Regions from separate parts of the Homo sapiens genome. Here region 2 is linked to region 1. Evidence: chromatin loops called from intact Hi-C (ENCODE). Cell type or tissue: Caco-2. All regions are shown on one strand. Each heading gives the region's core, and the rest is flanking DNA. Links, peaks and the distances in the headings are about the cores only.

Region 1 (9,923 bases), core at 1,363-9,362:
GAATCAAATGGAAATTTCAGACCTAAAAAGGTAAATATCTGAAATGAAGAAGTAACTTAATAATGAGCTGGACAAAGCAAGGATCAGTAAGCTCAAAACCAGACCAATTAAAAAAATAGCAAAACTGAAGCACAAAGAGAAAAAAAAAATTCTTAAAAACCCAGAACATGCCATCAGAGTACTGTGGGGAAAAAAATCAAATGGTATAATATAAACACAACTGAAGTCCAAAAAGAAGAGAAAGATAATTGAAGCAAGATAAATATTTAAAAGGATAATGACCCAGAATTTTCTAAATTTTATGAAACATATCAACCCACAGATTCAAGAAGCTCAGTGAATCTCAAGTCAGATAAATACATCTAAGCATATTTTAGCTAAACCACTAAAAACCAAAGATGATGAAAAAAAATCTTCAAAGCAGAGGAAAAAGAAACATTAAATCTAGAGGAATAACCATGAGATTTACAGATTTATAGCAAACTTCTCAACAGAATCAATGGAATTCAGAAAATAATAGAGTTATATTGTTGAGATCCTAAAAGGGAAAAAACTGTCACTCTATAATTCTATATAGTGTGAAAACATAATTCAAAAATAAAGCAAAATAAAGACATTTTCAGAAAAACAAAAGAAGAGAATAATCATCACCAGTAGACTAAACTAAAATAAATACTGAAAGAAGCTCCTCAGGCTGATGAACATTATGGAGGCCAAAACTTTCAGGAAGGAATAAAGAGCACAGGAAAGGGGTATTTGCAAATATATATACATAAACCTACTATTTAAAGCAAAAATTAACATTGAAGTGTTAAGCTAATATCATGTCTAGAAGTAAAATATATGAAAAGTAGCACAAATGGTAGGAGAGGAAATAAAAGGAATCATATTTTGTCAGATTCATACATTGTTAAATTGTATTATGGTAATTAATACTAATTACATGATTTATTAAATGTGAAAAGTTAAGATGAATATTATAATTTCTAGAATACACATTTAAAATAATATACAAAAGTACAGCTTCAAAGCCAACAAAGGAATAAAGTATAATAATAAAAAATGCCTGGTTAATTCAAAAGAAGGCCAGAAACGAGGAACAAATATATAAAAAGAGATGGGACACATAGTAAGAGGGCAAACTTAAACCCAACCATATCCTTAATTATACTCACCAGACACTTAAATTTTTTTAAAAAGAGGTTGCCTGTTTGGATAAAGAAACAAGCTCAAATTATGCTGCTTGCAAGAGACATACTTGAAATATAAGGACACAGTTTGAAAGTAAACAGATTGAGAAAAGATGTCCCGTATAAATGCTAATCAGAAGAAAGCTGATGTGGCTATATTCATTTATATAAGAGACAAATAGACTTCGAGATAAGGAGTGTTAGCAGAAACAACAGGGACATGTTATAATGATAAAAGGATCAATTCATCAGGAAGACCTAACACTCATAAATGCGTACGCACATAACAACAGAGCTTCAAAGTACATGAAGCAAAAACTAACATAAGGGAGAACTAAACAAATCCACAATCACCGCTGAGGATTTTAACACAGCAATGAATAGAACAAGTAATCAAAAAACAAGTATACAGAAGATTTGAACACTATCAACTACCTTGAGCTAATTGATATTCATAGAAAACAATATTCAACAACTTCAAAGCATACTTGTTGTTAAATTCACATGGAACAGTCACCAACATAGTCTATATGCTAGGACATAAAGCAAGTCTTCATAAATCTCAAAAGAGTATGTTCTCTGACTACAATGGATTAAAACAGAAATCATCAACAAAACATAACCCAAATAAAACATATATATAATACATAGATAAAAAATACAAAATAATAAAAGACACTTCAATTAAAAAGGAAAAAGAAAGGCAAGGAATTTAAAAGGAACTTTATAAAAGAAGATACTGAATGGCCAATAAATATCAGGAAAGATGCTCAATCTTAGTATTCATCAGTGATATGCAAATTAAAACCACAGTGAGGTACCACTACATACACACTAGAATGGCCAAAAGTGCTCATGAGGATGTGGAGGCACTAGAACTCTCATATATTGCTAGTGAGAGTATAAACTGATACAACCTTTATGAAAAATTGTCAGTTTCTAATCAAGTTTCATATACGTATCCTATAGCCCAGCAATACTAGTCATATATATGTATCCAAGAGGAGTGAGTGCACATATCCACAAAAAAGGATCATATATGATGGTTCGTAACAGCTTTATTTCCAATAGCCCAAAAGTGAAAACAATCCAAATATTCTTCAATAAGAGCATAGATCAACAAACTGTGATATTTGCTATTACTCAGCAATAAAAGGGAATAAACTGCGAATACATGCAACATGGAAAACTCTCAAAAGTATACTGAACAAGGGAAACGAGACACAAAAGAACACAGACTGTAAGATTTTATTAATAGGAATCTGAAGATCAGACAAAGCTTATTTATGGCTATAGAAATCAGTGGTTACATGGCCAGGCACGGAGGCTCATGCCTGTAATCCCAGCACTTTGGAAGGCCAAGATGGCCAGGTCACTTGAGGTCAGGAGTTCAAGACCAGCTTGGCCAACATGGTGAAACACTGTCTCTACCAAAAATACAAAAAAATAGCCAGGAATCATGATGCATGCCTGTAATCCCAGTGACTCCGGAGGCTGAGGCAGGAGAATTGCTTGAACCCAGCAGGCAGAAGCTGCAGTGAGCTGAGATCACACCACTGCACTCCAGCCTGGGTGACAGAGCGAGACTCCATCTCAAAAAAAGAAAAAAAAATCAGTGGTTACCTTTGGGGGAGGGGGCTAGCTGTTGACTGGGAAAGAAGCACAAAGGAACTTTGTGGGTGGTGGAAATGTTCCATCTCTTTATGACGGATGGTGGTTACACATGTAAAATGTATACATGTGTAAAGACGCATTAAGATTTGTATGCTTTATTGTATACAAATTATGCCTCAAAAATAATACCCTATACATATCTGGTTTCTTTGGAAAACATGAGAAAATCAGCCAACACAGGGCTCACACTCTCACATGGTGACAGTTGGCTGGAGGAAGGTACATATCACTTCAACACAGACCCCACCACTCTCTATTGCCCACTCCCAGCCCATCACACTCATTTCTACCCCCTGCCTGGCTCCATACTGCCCAGGTCCAACCACCCTGGCACATTGGTCAGGCTGGGAGTCCTGAATGAGAGTACCACAGCAGCCACCCAGCTCAGACTGCCAGCTAGTGGACTAATCAGACTCTTGTTTTCTGGCTCACATTTGGAAATTGTTCTTCCTTTATTCTAAGCCAACGATAATTCAGTGGGGCAGAAGCCTCAAAAGAGAGAGCTTGAACTTCTGAATCATAAAGACTACTCAAGCAATTAATTGGAAAAACTAAAAGAAACGAGATGGTATTTGCATTCCAAGCTGGTGAAGTAGGTCATATTGATTACATTTTTTTAATCATTTGAGTAAATCATGTGCAAACTCTATTTTAAAAGTGATAGACACCTTTTTGCCTCAGTTCAGAGTACAGTTACAGGGCTTTACCTTTGTCTAGTGGCTGAGCTGGGTGACAATACAGGGAGGGAATCTCACAGAGTAGCTGACAGTAGTATGCCAGGCATCACACCCACAAACAAGGGCCACTCAGCTTCCTGACCTGGAACCTTTGGGGCTGCAGACTTGTGATACTCACACAACTTATCTGCTGGTCTGGCACAGCCTTGACCTATCAGAACTGATACTGGCCAAATTATGGAGCAGAGTCCTCATAACTCTCTCAGTTAATGGACCAGTGGGAAGTCTGGGAAGATCACAAGGGGAGAAACCATGACTAACAGAGTAGTAGGAGGACTCTTAAGGCATTGACCAGCCAGAATGAACATTTTTAATATTGATTATACGGCCTCATCACACCAGTGGGTGCTGGGCCAGAGCTCTGTTGGAATCAGCTCACCCCAACTCTCGAGAGTCAATTGTGCACACCTCTTCCCAATTCTGCATTTAGTGACACCATAATGATGGCTCAAAAATCAGCCATGGTGGGAATATTTGCAACATGGAGATGGACAAGTAAGTGCCACAAAACAACACATCATTCCCACCCCCACACTTCCAAAAGCCTGTTTACCTGTACACAGCTAGTAAAGACTCAATATCAGCTGCAACCCCACTCACACTCAGGACAGTCTCTGCACTCAGGAACCCTGGTGACAGGCAATCCTCTAAGGGCTTTAAATATAAACACTCATTTAACCTTTACAGCAACCCCACAAGGTACATCCTATTAGTATTCTCATTTTACTGATGAGGAATTGAGGTACAGAAAGATCAACTGACTTGCCCAAAGTCACACAGCTACTAAGTGGAAGAGCTGAATCCAAACCTGACAGCCTGGAGCCCGAATCCACGTGCTTCACCCTACACAGCACTGCCTTTCTTTCTTCTTCCCTTTTCAAAAGCTTCAGTGGGTCATGAATACAGAACCCAAATCACCAGCTACAGAAAACCTGATTTCCCTTTTCTCAGAACCAGGGAAGGCCCATTGCTCAGGCCTCACTTCTTCAAGAGAATGGGAGACGTGTGCATCTAATCTTGAGAAAAATTCCCCTCCCAACACCCCCACCCCAGAAATGTGCCTAATGATGTCTTTTAAAACGCAAGGTGGTTTTCATTAACAAAACAGGTGGACCGTCCACACGCAGTATTATTGGTAACGGATGGTTTTCTGCCTCCTGGCTCTAGCTGCCTGGCCCTGCCCTGCCGTCTGCTCCCGGATACTGGGGGTATAAACCCTCCTGGCCTTCTAGGCCTGTTGGAAAATGCTGGCCTGGCTCCAGGCATCAAAAGCACATCCGGCCCTTGCCCAAGCCCTGCACGGGGGCCTGAGCAGGCCTCTGGGAGATCCTGGCTAGAGGCATCAAGACCAGATGGCCAGGGAGATTACTACAATTTGATTTCCACATAATCCATGAACTTGGATAAGCAAATGTCTCTTCATATGCATTATCTTGTAATCCCAGGGAGGGCTGTGCAAAGCAAAGAGCCTGGTTCTTCCGCCTCCACAGGCCCAGCATGCTGGGTAATCCCTGCTCTACTGGACAGGGCTTCTGAAAGCCAAGCAGCTCTGCCAGGAGGCTAAGGAGATGCTGCCTCCAGGGCAGCGCTGGCTCCTCGGAAGCCTGGTATTTGAGCACAGGGAGGAGACCCTGGGCTCCCAGTGGCTCCCAGAAAGCATCAGGGATTTGAAATGCTGCAGCCAGGCAAACCCCACATGGCATGTGGGCAAAAGCCCAGGCTGGGATTCAGGACTCCTGGAATCTCCTGCCTTTGCCTCCACTCTTTGTGAGGTCTAAGACAGGTGACTTCTTGTCTCTAAGCCTGGTTATCCCCAAATGTAAAGCAAGAAGGTGGAGGCAGGTTATTTAAAGAGTCCACCTTGCTTTGCATTGCATGTAGCCATGCGTGAGCACAGGCCTGGATTGCCTCCCTGTCACATGTCAGGAGCTGCTAACCCAAGACCATCCTGAGGCAGGCGCCCCACCCTACTGGCTGTCTCCAGAACCCCAAAGTGCCCTTCATGAACCTGGTCCCTGGATCACGAGGACTAGATTTAAGTCCCAGCTCTGCCACTCACGAGACTGAGGCGGGGCCACGCACATCACTTCCACAGCTCCACGCTGCCCTTACTCCTAGTGAGGTTTATACAACCCTGCTTTCCTCCGGCATCTTGTGAGGGTCACAAAAATTAGGATGCCAGACTACAGAGAGAATCTAGCCTCTCAGTCTACTCAAAGCAAAAGTACGTTAAACTGAATCAAATACATGGGAAAACAATAGGATGTTGCTGTTATTACCTTTTTTCCTGGCTCTGTCTACCCTTTCACATTTCACCTGTCTTGAATTCCCACACCCTCTTCATGACTCTGCTTAATCCCATCAACTCACCCTAATGTGTTAATGACTTGGTTGGTGACTTCTGCCTCCCAATACAGCTGCATGTTTGCAGTGGCCTTCAATGCCTTCACTCAATTTGTAATAGGCAGATGGTCACTCCGTGATGCTCACATGCCAGGAGGTGTGAGGGAAGAGGGAACGTGGGCTTCCGGACCGGCAGCACAGCTTTCGACTTGGAGCGTCTGGGACGTGTATACGTTTGTGTGTGGCGCCTCCCTGTGGACACCACAGGTATTGCCTGGGACCGACCCTGATTGCCAACATCTATCTCAGCCTCTGGCAGTCCCCACCAGGATTGTGGAGGCAACTTTCTTATGTTGTCAGTGAAAAACCCGAAGCCCACATGGGGGTGGATAACTTGTTCAAGATCAAACAGTTCCTTAGGCATTCTGCAAAAAGGAAGAAGTGATCTGTAATAGCACCTCATAATTCTATAAGCATGAATGCTGAGGCAGAGAGCAGCTTGCCCAAGTCAGTTTCAAAGCTAGAAATTTAGATTTGAGGACCAATCCTCATACAATACATGCACCTAAATCTTTGGGGAGAGAGACGACCTCATTCTTTCCTGTTTATCTCAGGTAGTGATAGTCCCCCTGCTTCTGAAGCCACATCTGGTCTACTATTGCAAAATCTGCTTATGCCTGATGCCCCTTGAAGTTTCCACAAGGGCCTGACTCGACTGAGGGTTCACCCTCCACTCTCCAAATGGGCTCTGCCCAAGACGACCAGTGTCGTCACTGTTGTCATTTGTAATCCATCTGGAGAGGGATGAAGACGTCCCGGAGCCACTCAGTTCATGGGCTCAGGGATGCAACAAGCTCTATCCAGAAAAATTCTAGAACAGTGGGGACTGGTGGTAGGGGGGACAGGGGTTGTCACTGTACTCATTCATTCAACAAATACTGAAAACTCTGTACCAGGATTTGGTCCAACAGCAATCTGATCACAGTCGGAGGAAAGGTTGTAGGTCAGAGTTGAGACAATTATTAAGGTGAGCTGTGGGCGTTGGCTGAGCATCAGTCAGGGTCCAATCAGGAAAAACTCAGCCATGCCAGGTAGTTCAGAAGAATGAGTTTAATATAAGGAACTAGTTACAAACGTGTTGGAAAGACTGAAAAATGAAAACAGAGGATGGTGGAACACCCCAGAGATTAGCAAGTTAGAAGTCACTGCCACTCCCAGGGCTGGGGGGACAGAGGAAGGACGTGGTGCTCCCAGGAGCCTCGACTACCTGCAGAAATTTGAATCATGAAGGCAGCTGCCAGCAGAGCTGGGCCCAGAGTAGATGCTGGATTGCCACACACAAAAAGAATGAGGAGAAGTACCTGGCTGCTCCTCCTTTCAGTCTCTTGTTGGTACCTCTTATGGCCAAATCCAGCTGGAATCCAGTTGGCAAAAAAGTTTAAGAAATGTAATTTGCAGGCCGGGCGCGGTAGCTCACGCCTGTAATCCCAGCACTTTGGGAGGCCAACGCGGGCAGATCACGAGGTCAGGAGATTGAGACCATCCTGGCGAACACGGTGAAACCCCGTCTCTACTAAAAATACAAAAAAATTAGCCAGGCGTGGCAGTGGGCGCCTGTAATCCCAGCTACTCGGGAGGCTGAGGCAGGAGAATGGCATGAACCTGGGAGGCAGAGATTGCAGTGAGCCGAGATCCCACCACTGCACTCCAGCCTGGGCGACAGAGTGAGACTCTGTCTCAAAAAAAAAAAAAAAAGAAAGAAATGTAATTTGCAGTGGTTAACACCCTCCCCAACATGCACACACATACATATGCATTACAAAACACAGCAGGGAAAGACTAGGGAATGGGTCTGAGAGCAACAGGCAAATGCCCCAGTGTGTGAGGTGCATGTTCAAGCCTACACGTGACGTGAACGTTCAAGAATACGCGTGTGTATTATATCAGCTTCAAAGGTGTGTCGGCAGAGTGTGCATGTGTGTGTTTTAGTGTGACCGTTCAAGGGTATGCATGTATCAGACGGAGAACAAGCTTTATACCTGTGTGTGATAGGAACAAACACCCAAGTGTTTGTGTGTGATGCGAACATTCAAGACTATGTGTATGTGTGATGAGAATATTTAAAGCTCTTGGGGGACATGTGTGTGTGTGCTGTGAATGTTCAGGAGGTGTATATGTGATGTGAATGTTCACAGCTGTGTGATGTGATGTTCATCCAAGGTGTGTGTGTGTGTGACAGAGAGTGTGTGACAGAGTGTGTGACAGAGAGAGAGAGAGTGTGTGTGTGTATGTGTGTGTGTGAGAGAGAAACTGGTGCGAAGACATAGGGATGGAAGAACAGAGTGTACAGAAATGTTCCCTATATCCATAGAAGGAAATGTGGCCATTTGTCTTCGCTGGGGACAGAAATGCATACTAAACTTTTCAGGCTCACACGTGCATAAAGAATGGCTAAGAGAATGGTGTTCAAAGACAGCTGTGCGTGAGGTGGGACGATAAGACACATAAAGTTTGCCCTAATAAACAGACTTTTTCATCCAAATGAGTTTCAAAGTAGCCACCTTAAAAAGTTAAATTTTTACTGTATGGATGCAGCCATGGCCCAGTAAAATTCTGGGGTCTGCTTTCACAGTCCATCTTGCGCCCAACAAATAGTCTACAATCATTACTCATCATCACATATTCTTATTGGCTGAGGCTAGAATGACCCAACTTAATCACTTAATCATTCATCATTCCCATTGTTGGCTTAAGAACTTCTCCAAAACCCAAATCTCTCTCTTTAAAAAAAAAAAAAAAAAAAAAAGGGAATTTGTCCCCCTTGAGGCTAAGCTTCCCTTGCATGTACGCATTAAAATACAAGCTTCATTGCTTGATAATTAGCTGTTGTGGATGGCAGTGTGCAGGGAGCTACAGAAACTACTGGGAACCAAAGGAATACTGTGGAGTCTACAGAATTCCATCATACACACATTTGACTTTTATAAATTCGAACTATTACAGCAAGAATTTTAAAGGTGAGACAAATAATACTGTAAACAGTGCAGGCATTTTCATCCACTATTTTCTTCCATGGGCTCCTGCTCTGGAGTTAGCCTCGGATGGATGAGGTGACTCCATCTAGGACCTCGAATGTCTGTCTTTGTGCAAACATCTCATATTTGGTGTAATTCAGAATCCTCTTCATATTCTCCCAGCCCGCTCCATTCAAGCCTCTAAGGGATGGGGCACAGACCTGCAGTCAACAGCCCTTCAAGGACAGGGATAGGAATCTTAGTATTTTATACATCATGGCCCCGAAACACAAGCCAACTGGTTAATCTTGTGCTCCTCCAAATAAATCATGATTGGTTCCACCTCTAGAAGAAACACTGGCCATGTTAGATTCCCGGAGAGACCTGGCCAGTCACCAATGTGTTACCTTTCTAAAGGATATTTCCATGGTAACTTTAGTCATAGATTATTTGTGACCTATACAGTGACTTTAGAATCCAGCCCTCAGGTTAGATGTGATTCTGCACAAGGCATCATGGAACTCATTCTCTTGCCTTCAGACAAAACTACTCTTAAGCTGTCTTGGACAGTTAAGAACCTAAAACACTGTAAAATAATTCCCATATGCACTGCCCTCCAGCCCCACAGAGCTTCTTCCAGGCCTCTCTGGGCTTTGTGCACGTGATTCCTACTCTCTTCTATTCCCTGGCTCTCTCCCCTCTATTCTGAGGCCTGCTCTGAGGCCCTCACAGGGTTGGTGCACAGCACAGCTCCCTTTGGCTTGTTGACAGGCAGGGTTCCCCCACCACCCTCAGCACTAAACTGAGGATGTTGGCCAAGAGTATTTTGGTCTCCATTTTATTCCCAGTGCTTGGCTGTAAAGCAACCTCCTCCACAAATATTTGTTGAAGGGTTAACTGGGATGTTTCAAGAATTCTCTTTATTTGAGGTTTTTCCTTGTCATCAAGATTTACCGTCTTGTAGA
Region 2 (9,923 bases), core at 677-8,676, 61 kb before region 1:
TGCTTCCAGAAATCCTCCTTCCAGATCAGATTTCACACCTCCATGCCTGGCCTCAGGGCTCAGTGACTTGGACTGTGTCATTCTTCCTGGTTGGAGAGCCCAGCCATATGGCCTTGCCCACCTGAACTTGCTCTGCTACCCTCATGAGTGACCAACTCAAAACAAAGTACCCAAGACACCAGCTTTCCCAAACGCCTGTCAAGACCAGGTTACTTCACCCTCCCCACCACCATCTTTCTTCAACTGCCCTTAGATTTCCAGGAAACTTGTGAGGTTGGATCAGTCTCTGCAGCTCCCAAGGAGAGTGACCATATACCACGCCCCCATTCTATCTTCCTTGGACTTTGCTTTTTAGTGGGATCCTGGTGTCTAAGAGCAGAACCATATCTGGAGCACCCCTTTTTCCTGGGAGTTAGGCTCTTACTCTCCAGCTTTAAAGCTTCTTGTTTTCATTTGTTTTAATAAATGTTTCTCCTTTAAAAATCTTGCATGCCAAAAAAAGGATTGGATGTTTATTATAGAAAACTGGAATGTGCAAAAAAGTAGAAGGAAGGGGGAAAAATCATTCATTAATCCTCTGCCAGGAGGGCACTGCAGTTAGCATCTCCTTGTTGAGTTTCATAGATGGGCTTTTTGAAGTTGAACCAAATCATAGACTGAGAGTTGAAAGTAGTTGCAGCTCACAACACTGTGGAAGTGTGGGATCCAGTAATCTATGAGACCCACCGATGTTTCATATTTCCTTCCCAAATAGAGGATTTCTTGAAGGTCTAACCCCCTATACACTGAATAATAATTATTATTATTATTTATTATTATTATTATTATTATTTTTGAGATGGAGTCTCACTCTGTTGCCAGGCTGGAGTGCAGTGGCGTGATCTGGGCTCACTACAACCTCCGCCTCTAGGGTTCAAGCGATTCTCCTGCTTCAGCCTCCCGAGTAGCTGGTATTACAGGCGCATGCCACCATGCTCAGCTAATTTTTGTATTTTTAATAGAGACAAGGTTTCACCATGTTGGCCAGGATGGTCTCTATCTCTTGACCTCGTGATCCACCTGCCTTGGCCTCCCAGAGTGCTGGGATTACAGGCGTGAGCCACCTAGTGCCTGGCCTAGACTGAATCTTTATGAGGCCATGCAGGGTGGCCACTTGGACGTTATTTCAACTGTACTTCACTTTGGTCCCTGGAAAAACCCCTAATATCTATAGCCCTGTGTCCCTAACCTCTGGGTTTCAATGGTTCCCTGCTCCAGTGAGCTCCACATCTCCAGCTCCAGCCCTGGCCCCTATCCTAAGCTCAGAGCCACATACCCAACTACATCCCAGTGTCTCCTGCTCACACCAAGTGGCTCAAAACTGAACTCACTCATCTTTACCCTTCAGACTTGCTCTGCCACCCACCTCCTCAGCAGCATTATTTACTCACTCATCGAAGCTGGCAACCTCCAAGTCATCTCTGACTCATCTCTCTTGCTTGTACCAGTAATTCATCAAGTCCCTTTGTTTCATCTCTGAAATGTCTTGCACATCATTCCTCTCTCATCTCCACCACCACTGCTGAATAATTTCATGTCTTCTTACTGTGGCAACTGACCTTCCTAACCGACCTCACCCTCCTTTCTCAGCCTCATTGACAGTGCTTATCTTCCCAGGCACTTACTATGTCCCAGGCACTTTTCATTGATCACCTCCCAAGGACAAAGTACTTATTGTTGGCCCTGTGCTACATTTGAGAATCCAACACTAAGCATCTCAGTTATCTATTAACAAGTAGCAAAGAATCCCAAGACTCAAGGCCTTGAAACAAGGGTGATTTTTTATGTCTCACAGTCTGTAGGTTTACAATCTGGGTGGTTCTTCTGCAGGTCTTACCTGGGATCACTCATATGGCTGCAGTCATCTGACAGCTTGACTGGGGCTGGATGTTGAAGATGTCCTCATTCCATGTCTGGCAGTTGATGCTGGCTGTGAACAAGGCACCTTGGTCCTCCTCCATTTAGGTTCTCACCTTCCAGTAGGCTACACAGGCTTCCTTTCATGGTGGCCTCGGGGCAGCATTCCAAGAGAGTGGAAAGCAAAAGCTAAAAGGCCTCTTAAAGCCCAAGCTCCAGAACTCTCCTAATGACAATTCTGCTCTATTTTATTAGTCAGAGAAGCCATAGGCCAGCCCAGTACCAAGGAGATAGAGAGATGTACCTATTAATGGGAGAAGTGGCAACATCCTGTTGCAAAAGGGTGAGGACACAGGGAGGCCTGATTCACTGGGAACCATTGTAATAATGAGCTACCACACTACAGAACTTGTCCACAGTCATCCACTCAACTTGAAAATCCCAGGATATAAACCTGAGTCTTCTGATTCCAATGTTCTCCCATGTTCACTTTTGTTGCCAGACCTGATTCCCACCAAGAAGCAGTCAGCAGTGGATGGGTCACTGTGAGTAGTCACTTGATCTGTGCTGCCCACCGTCCTGGATGAAAGTTGCTGTCAACTGGATCAGCACCACCTTATCTTCCAGTAGTTCTGGCTTTGATAACAGCTGCTCATCCCACCTTCCCACTCACCATGTCCAGCTTGGCTCCGGCAAGCAGCATAATGCAGGACTCGAGAACTCCCCCAGGTCCCCAGACTCCATTAAGAAGCTGATTAAAATTTGATGCTCCCATTTAACACCTATTAGCAAACACAGTGCCCTCCTGCTAGGAGAGAGAAGTTGGGAGAGGGGCCCTCCCCAGGTCCCAGCAGCACCCTTTGTGCCAGGGTAGCAACCATTAGCTGGAAGAAAGATAAAGAAGAGGTGGACTGGGTGTGGAGGGAGGAAGAGTTGGGGGCTGTGTGTTATTTACAAAAGATCACCACTTCCTGAGCCCCAAATTGGGACTGTGAGCTTGAGTCCTCAGTGCAATTGTCCCACAGTGGACAGTGGAACCAGGCCAGACATGAGAAATTGGCATCCAAGAAACTGCAGCCCAAAGGGATCATGAGGGGCCACTGTCTCTCCCACCACCTTCCTACCAGGCAAAGTCTAAACTGTCCAAGACCATGAGAAGATGCATCACGGGAATGAATGTAATCAGGATATCAATGCTGTATTTGAAAGACTGAATCTCTGTTCCCAAGGTCAGCTGTGGGAATATGCCTCAAAAATCCCCAAGAGGAAGGAGATCCAAGGGAATCGATGGCAGTTTTCCATCCCTTCATTCCTAGGCAGAATGATTTAGAGGCTGAGCACATCCAATTTGGGGTAGGAGGGAAGAGATAATCAGACATATGTTGACTGAGCACTTACTATGTACCAGTCCCTGGCATGAAGGGGGTCTTACACAGAGCAGGAAACAGAGTCTCTACCCTCAAGGAGTGTATGATTTCACTAAGACCACAGGTGCACAGACACCTGCAGTTAAGTAACAATACAAGGTGTTCTTTATATATATTTTAGAGACAAGGTCTTGCTATATTGCCCAGGCTGGTCTCAAACTCCTGGGCTCAAGTGATCTTCCCACCTCAGCCTCCGAGTAGCTGGGATTACAGTCAGGAGCCACCAAGCCTGGCCAAGATGTTATTAGAAGGAGCACAGAACTAGAGTCTGAATCCCAGGATTGTCACTTACTAGCTCCATGAGAAACTTCGTAAAAAACAAATACAAATTTTACGCTCCTGGTGAATGCTTAGCAAACACAATGCCTTCCTGCTAGGACAGAGAACTCAAAAGAGGGCTTCCCTGGTAACTTTGAAGGTCAGGGTGGTGATCATTAGGAGGAGCCTAGCAAGTCATGTTTAATCTTAAGCCTCAGCATCCTTATCTGTAAAATGGGGATGGTGACACCCACCACACAGGGCTGTTAGGAAGACTGGGTGATACAATGCCCATGAAAGTACAGTGTCCAGTAGCTATTCAAAGTCAAGCCTTGTGATGACCATGACAAGTGTTAGGAGATGAAGCCACCCTTCCAGGTTATAGAGCTTCCTGAGGTCAGTGAAGTAACATGGAAATCAAGGCATCTTACCGTTTATCAGATTAGCTTTATTCCCCACAGGCCCCCTCCCTGAGATACAAAGCCCTTCTGGTCCCACCCTCTAACTATGGCCCTCAGCACATCCCATAACAGGCGTTTTCACAGCAGAGCCATGACAGCCCCCAGGGGAGCCAGGATGACCAGGGGCCCCCTAGGACCCTTGCCAGTCCTGCGGACATTCCCTCCACACACTCACCCCAGCCCCTCAGAGTCTTATGTTAATAAATGGCTCCCCTTATCTCTGGCTCCTCTGTGTCCTTTCCTCCATCCAGCAGTCTTTTGCTTTAGGACTCAATGCCCTTGGCTTCCCTTTGAAGCCCTGACTTTCCCCATTTACCTAGAACCAGCCCTCAGCACTAAGCTCCAGAGGGTACTGTGGACTTCACACTATCACAGGATGGTAGGGGAGGGGACAGGACAGCCAAGGAAGACTGGAGGGGGCAGGGCCCAACGGCACCTTGAAGACTGCACCTCCCCGGGGTTATAGAAAGGGTGGATGGTGGGGGGCTTCTCAGCAACTGTACCTCACTGAGGGCTAGGGCAGCAAAAGAGTTTTGAGGATGATATGAAGTAAACTTGAGAAAGAAGACTGGAAGCCAGGGTGGCTGGGCCCGCCCTGCCTGCTGGGACCCAGGTTGTGGTTGTGATCTGGAGACTCTGTTGACTCACAAAAAGTTGGGCACTTTTAAGCAGTAGAGGGATGGAATCGAATTAATGGTTTTGGGAAGGTGCCTTGGCAGGGGTCAAGGAGGTTCCTTTTGTGGGAGGACAGCTCTGTATGCAGGGTGACTGGAATCACTCCCAAGGCCCTGCTGCAACTTCCCAACTAGGCAGGGGTTTCAGAAAGAAAGACCACACAAAAGGCGGTGACATTGTTTGCTAGAGTCTCTGAGCCACACCCTTGATTCCTTGCTCTGGAGTCAAATCCAATTCCCACCCCTTTCCCTCCACCTCCCATGGCTTGCTGTGCCGTCCTCTGCAGCCTCCAGGTGGCCACAAGAATGTCCTTTCTGGCTTAGGGCCCCCCACACACACTGAAAAACTACCCCCAGCAGGGCATCAGGTTGAAAGAGATTAGAGTTGAGAATAATTAACCCAAGATCAGAGCTCCTCTTTGTCACTTACTAACGGTGCAGCCTGGGCAAATTGCTCAATCTTTCTGGGCCTTGGCTTTCTCATCTGTAAACTGAGAATCATAAACTCCCTTTGTAGGATAGTGGTGGGATTAAATGAGATAACGTATCTAAATGTATTCCCATTGAAGTCAAATAAAGTCTAGAGACAAATCTCTAAAGTATAAATGTTTTGTTTTGGGAAGCAAGAATTGCAATTTAGGGCTTACACACAGACCGGGTGGTCTCCAGTATGTCCAGAGAACAAAGAGAAGGTTGAGAGTTTTATTAGAAAGAGAAATGTTATGCATTGTTTTGAAAGAAAGCTCATTGGCTCTAGAGAAGCCTTTTGGGAGCTGGCAAGCTCTGATTGGTGGGTGATTGTGGTAAGTAAAACCAGTCTTAGAGTCACGGCAGGTTGTTTCAGCAGTTACTAGGTAAAACTGGCCTTGGGGTCTCAGCAGGCCATTTCAGCAGTGGCAATTGTGGAAAATTTAATTCTTGGAGCCGGTGTTCCGTGCCCCGAGTACTTTTTTCCCCTGGCTCCTGACTCTGATTTAGTAGAGTATGGCAAGAATGACCCAGTTTGTGTCATCAACTTTCACACTCCTAGCCCAGTGCCTGGAACACAGTGGGCCCTCTCCCCTCATTCAGATGCATCATTAGATACCCATTGGTCATCACAGAGAGAGCACATAATGGGGTGCCTAGTCCATAAACAGCACTCCATTGGGAATCTGTGGCCTTAGAGATGGCCTCTCCTCCTCTCTGCTGCCTGTATCTTCTGTCTCCTGTCCCCACTGCACTGCCTGCATCAGGCTCTCACATGTCATCCTTTCAATCTGTGGGGACAACCTCTCCCTGGTCCTCTTTGCCATGACCAGGTGAAGCCTCCTGAAAAGTCAAGAAACTGCCATTCCAGCCCCCAGAATGTGCTCAACTCCATCTCATGGCTTATAAAGGCTTCTCATTCCCACCCTAACCTGCTCTCCAGCCCAAACACCTTCCCACTTTGCACCTATAATCCAATCACTCCAAACTCCCCACCATCCCCCAGATACCCTGCTTATGCCTCCATGCCCAAGCAACTGCAATTCTATCTGCCTAGAAGACACATCCCTCCTTTCACCAGCACTGGCTCCAAGTGAAACCCTTGAATACTCGAGACCCAGATCCATGCCACCTCCTCAGCAAAGCCTTCCCTGGCACCCCTAGTAGATGCCATTGGTTTTTCTCTATGCCAGGGGCCTGCAATCTATGGCCCACAGGCCAAATCCAACCCACCATCTGTTTTTCTACAGACCGTGAGTCAAGAATGGTTTTGACATTTTCAGGTATTTGAAAAGAATCAAAATAATAATATGCCATGTCATGTGAAGATTATGTGAAATTCACGTTTTAGTGTCCATAAATAGTTTCATCAGAATACAGCCATGCATAATCCCTTAGGCATTGTCCACAGCTGCTTTTGCACTACTACAGAGTTGAATAGTTGCAACAGAGACTGCATGACCCACAAAGTTTAAAACATTTACTCTCTGGTCCTTGACATAAAAGAAAAGCTTGCTGATCTTGGCTCTAGGATGCTACAATTTTTATTTCAAATGCTCTTGTACCAGGATCTGTCTTTTCTGTGGATGATGAACAACTCAAGGGGAAGACTTGTTCAACACTGATCTTTGGGCCTATTCCAGCTCCTAGCAGTAGTAGACATTCAATATTCTGCTCCCAATGGTCCCAGCTCCCACAGGCAAGCCCCAGCGCCTGGGATCTGGTAACACCCACTTCTCTTTGTCCCTGCAGCCCTATTGGTAGGGCCTGCTGGAGACACTTCCTGAAGCATCATTCCCCCTCCAGAAATAGAAACTACAGCCTAACAGAGTAAGTTGACTTGCCTAAGGTCATGCAGTTAGAGATTCAAACCCAGATCGTTCCCTGCAAACTTAACACTACCCTCTCATCCTTCCCAAACAGCCTGCCACGCAGAGGCACCAGGATTGCCCCTGGGCTCTGAGGAGCTGAAATTATTTCAGTAGCAGAATCCCAGGACCAGAGGCAACTCCCCAGGAATGTTTGTTGCGTGGGGTTTATAAGCAGCATTGGTCTAATAAAATAACTTCTGAACATCTCACATCCCCTAATTACTTGTCACAATAATGTGAGGCATCTCCCCGTGTGCTTGTTTTTCCCTTTGCTGTCACAGCGCGGGAGCTCCTGGGCCCGGGAGGCGGAGATAAATATAGCCGCTCATTTACTCACCAGTTGGGTTGCCTGAATGCACAACAATACACGTCACCACCCCGACACGTGCAGAGCCCATGCACACGCACATGGAGAGTATTGCCGTTTGGACCACATGGCGTCACTGACACTTCCTGGATCAACCCTGAGAAAGGGGCATGAACTGGTCCAACATGATGCCAACTGGCCAGAACTGGGACCATTCTTTACTTTAGGAGTTACTGGGAGGCAAATTTGGGTGTGATAGAAGGAGGAGTTTTTCTAAGGATGAAGCACTATCAAGGGTACTTTTTCACTAGGATAGGACAAGTTGGCTTTTCAGGTCCCCACGGGTCTTTTTGTTGTTGTTGTTGAGACCCAGTCTTGCTTTGTTGCCCAGGCTGGAGTGCAGTGTCACGATCTAGGCTCACTGCAACCTCCGCCTTCCGGGTTCAAGCAATTCTCCTGCCTCAGCTTCCTGAGTAGCTGGGACTACAGGCGCATGCCATCATACCCAGCTATTTTTTGTATTTTTATTAGAGACGGGGATTCACCATGTTGGCCAGGATGGTCTCGAACTCCTGCCCTCGTGATCTGCCCACCTCATTCTCCAAAGTGCTGGGATTACAGGCATGAGCCACTGTGCTTGGCCAGTCCCCACAGGTTCTAAGTCTAAGACATTCTGTACTTAGGAATGTTCAACTCATTTCTCCTCAGCCTCCAGGAGCTCAGGTTGGAAGCACAGAAGAGCTGGGTGGGGCTGGGGTGTGGGAGGAAAGCAGAGCTCTTACACAACATTTCTGCAGTGTCCTCAAAGTCAACCTGCCACTTCCTCTTTAGGGTCTGATGCTGAGTTCAGTCCCCATCTCTGCCTCTCAGGAGGATCAGTAGCAGAACCATGAGGTGGTCTCAAATCTTTCCTTTTTGGGTCTACATTCTTATCCCTCCTCAGCTGCCCCTCCTGGTGCCCTGTGTCTGCCATGACTCTCTAACACCAGCACCCCCTACTAAGCCTTTTCCAGGGCATTTATTTCTCCATATTATGGTCTGGAGACCTCAGATAAAATGCTCAAAAATGTGTGTGTGTGTGTGTGTGTGTGTGTGTGTGTGTGTGTTCCCTCCCACCGTATGAGTATACTGACAGAGCTATTCCCAAATTTTCCAGAAAACAGTTCCACCCCAGTATCTTCTAGACCAGCAGAAAACTGCTTCCTGCAGGCAAATTCTCCTAATCCTCGTGGTCTTGTTCAGAGGGTCCCTCTCCTTTGCAAGGTTGCAGGTGGATACAGAACTGAAATATCTGGTCAGGTGGCTTTTGGCCAGCTCATCCCAATATGGGGGTTCATCCCTGGGGTCACAGGACTCCTCTGCTTTCTGAAGTCATTCTGGGAAGCACCAGGGCTTGTGTGTGTTCACAGCACTGACCTCAGAACCCCATTGTCTCAGGTGTGCTACAATGCCTTTGCCAGACATGAAGATTGATTGGAATAAGCCTTGGACAGGATAACAGTAAGTGTCCCTTGGAGCAGACAGAGAGGCCAGGTCTCTGCAGTGTAGATGTCTACCTTGGAGATTCTTTGATTCCCAGCACCTCTGCTCAGCCACTGGGGACCATTTGAGGTTCACTCACTCATTGGCTTTTCTCTCATTGGCTCTTTCTGAAAACTACTTTCTTTCTTGCCATTCCCTTTTCTGTCCCCTTCTATCCACTGACCAAGTTGAAGCTTGCTGCAGTGCCTTGGCAAGCCTGGAAACCAAATAGAATACAAAATGAGCCTAACATGGCTCATGCCTGTAATCTCAGCATTTTGGAAGGCTGAGGTAGGCAGATTACTTGAGGCCAGGAGTTTGAGACCAGCCTGGCCAACATAGCGAAACCCCGTCTCTACTAAAAATACAAAAAATAGCTGGGCGTGGTGGCGGGTTCCTGTAATCCCAGCTACTCGGGAGCTGTGGCAGGAGAATCATGTGAACCCAGGAGGCAGAGGTTGCAGTGAACCAAGATTGGGCCATTGCACTCCAGCCTGGGCAACAGAACAAGACTGTCTAAAACAAATAAAAAAAAATACAATGAGCCCAACTTGGGTAGAAATTGCATCTCTACTGAGTGTTATCTATGGAACCTGGTATGCACCAAACCTCTTCTAGGTTCAACTTCTTTATCTGTAATATGAGGATGGTAAGATCTATCTCTAATAGACAGCTGTCATTCTTGCCTACCCAGCAACGATGCTGCCATCATCTGGTGTCAACACCATGATTTTCCTTTGAGGAGCCCATGTCATTCTCCCACCCAGTCCATGTGATTTTCTAGGGCTGATGCCCTCATTGCCAAAAGTGGGCAGCTAGCCCTGGATTGGCCAGTGACAGTACTACAACCTTCTGGCCACAGTATTTGGTTCAGGAAAGGTCATTTGACCCAGGCCAAGCCAATGAGAGTCAGCTCTGGATTTTTGCTAAACCTCTGTTAGCTTGGGAATTTCTACAAAGGCAGAATATTAGTCTAGAGCTGCTGATGGCCACCTTTGTCCCCACATGAGTTATGCCCATCTGAGAATGAAGCCAATACA

The links. A loop is a pair of places that touch in the nucleus more often than their neighbours do. Peaks named below come from ENCODE experiments on the same cell type or tissue, not always from the same donor. Only the 100,000 strongest peaks of a DNase experiment are listed, where the experiment ranks them.
Region 2: it touches region 1 in a loop (9-fold over the local background); 2 of 110 quality-filtered maps call a loop at or near these places.

The regions. Positions count from the first base shown.
Region 1 is chr15:88,444,181-88,454,103 of GRCh38, forward strand. No RefSeq gene overlaps it. Among named protein-coding and RNA genes, the nearest start is that of MRPL46, 18 kb to the right of the region's middle. RefSeq lists an enhancer at 6,018-6,087. In Caco-2, for the core only: a CTCF peak has its summit at 6,206 (motif pointing left); a DNase peak (open chromatin) is centred at 6,181.
Region 2 is chr15:88,383,790-88,393,712 of GRCh38, forward strand. No RefSeq gene overlaps it. Among named protein-coding and RNA genes, the nearest start is that of MRPL46, 79 kb to the right of the region's middle. In Caco-2, for the core only: no CTCF peak of the experiment used is centred there; a DNase peak (open chromatin) is centred at 5,062.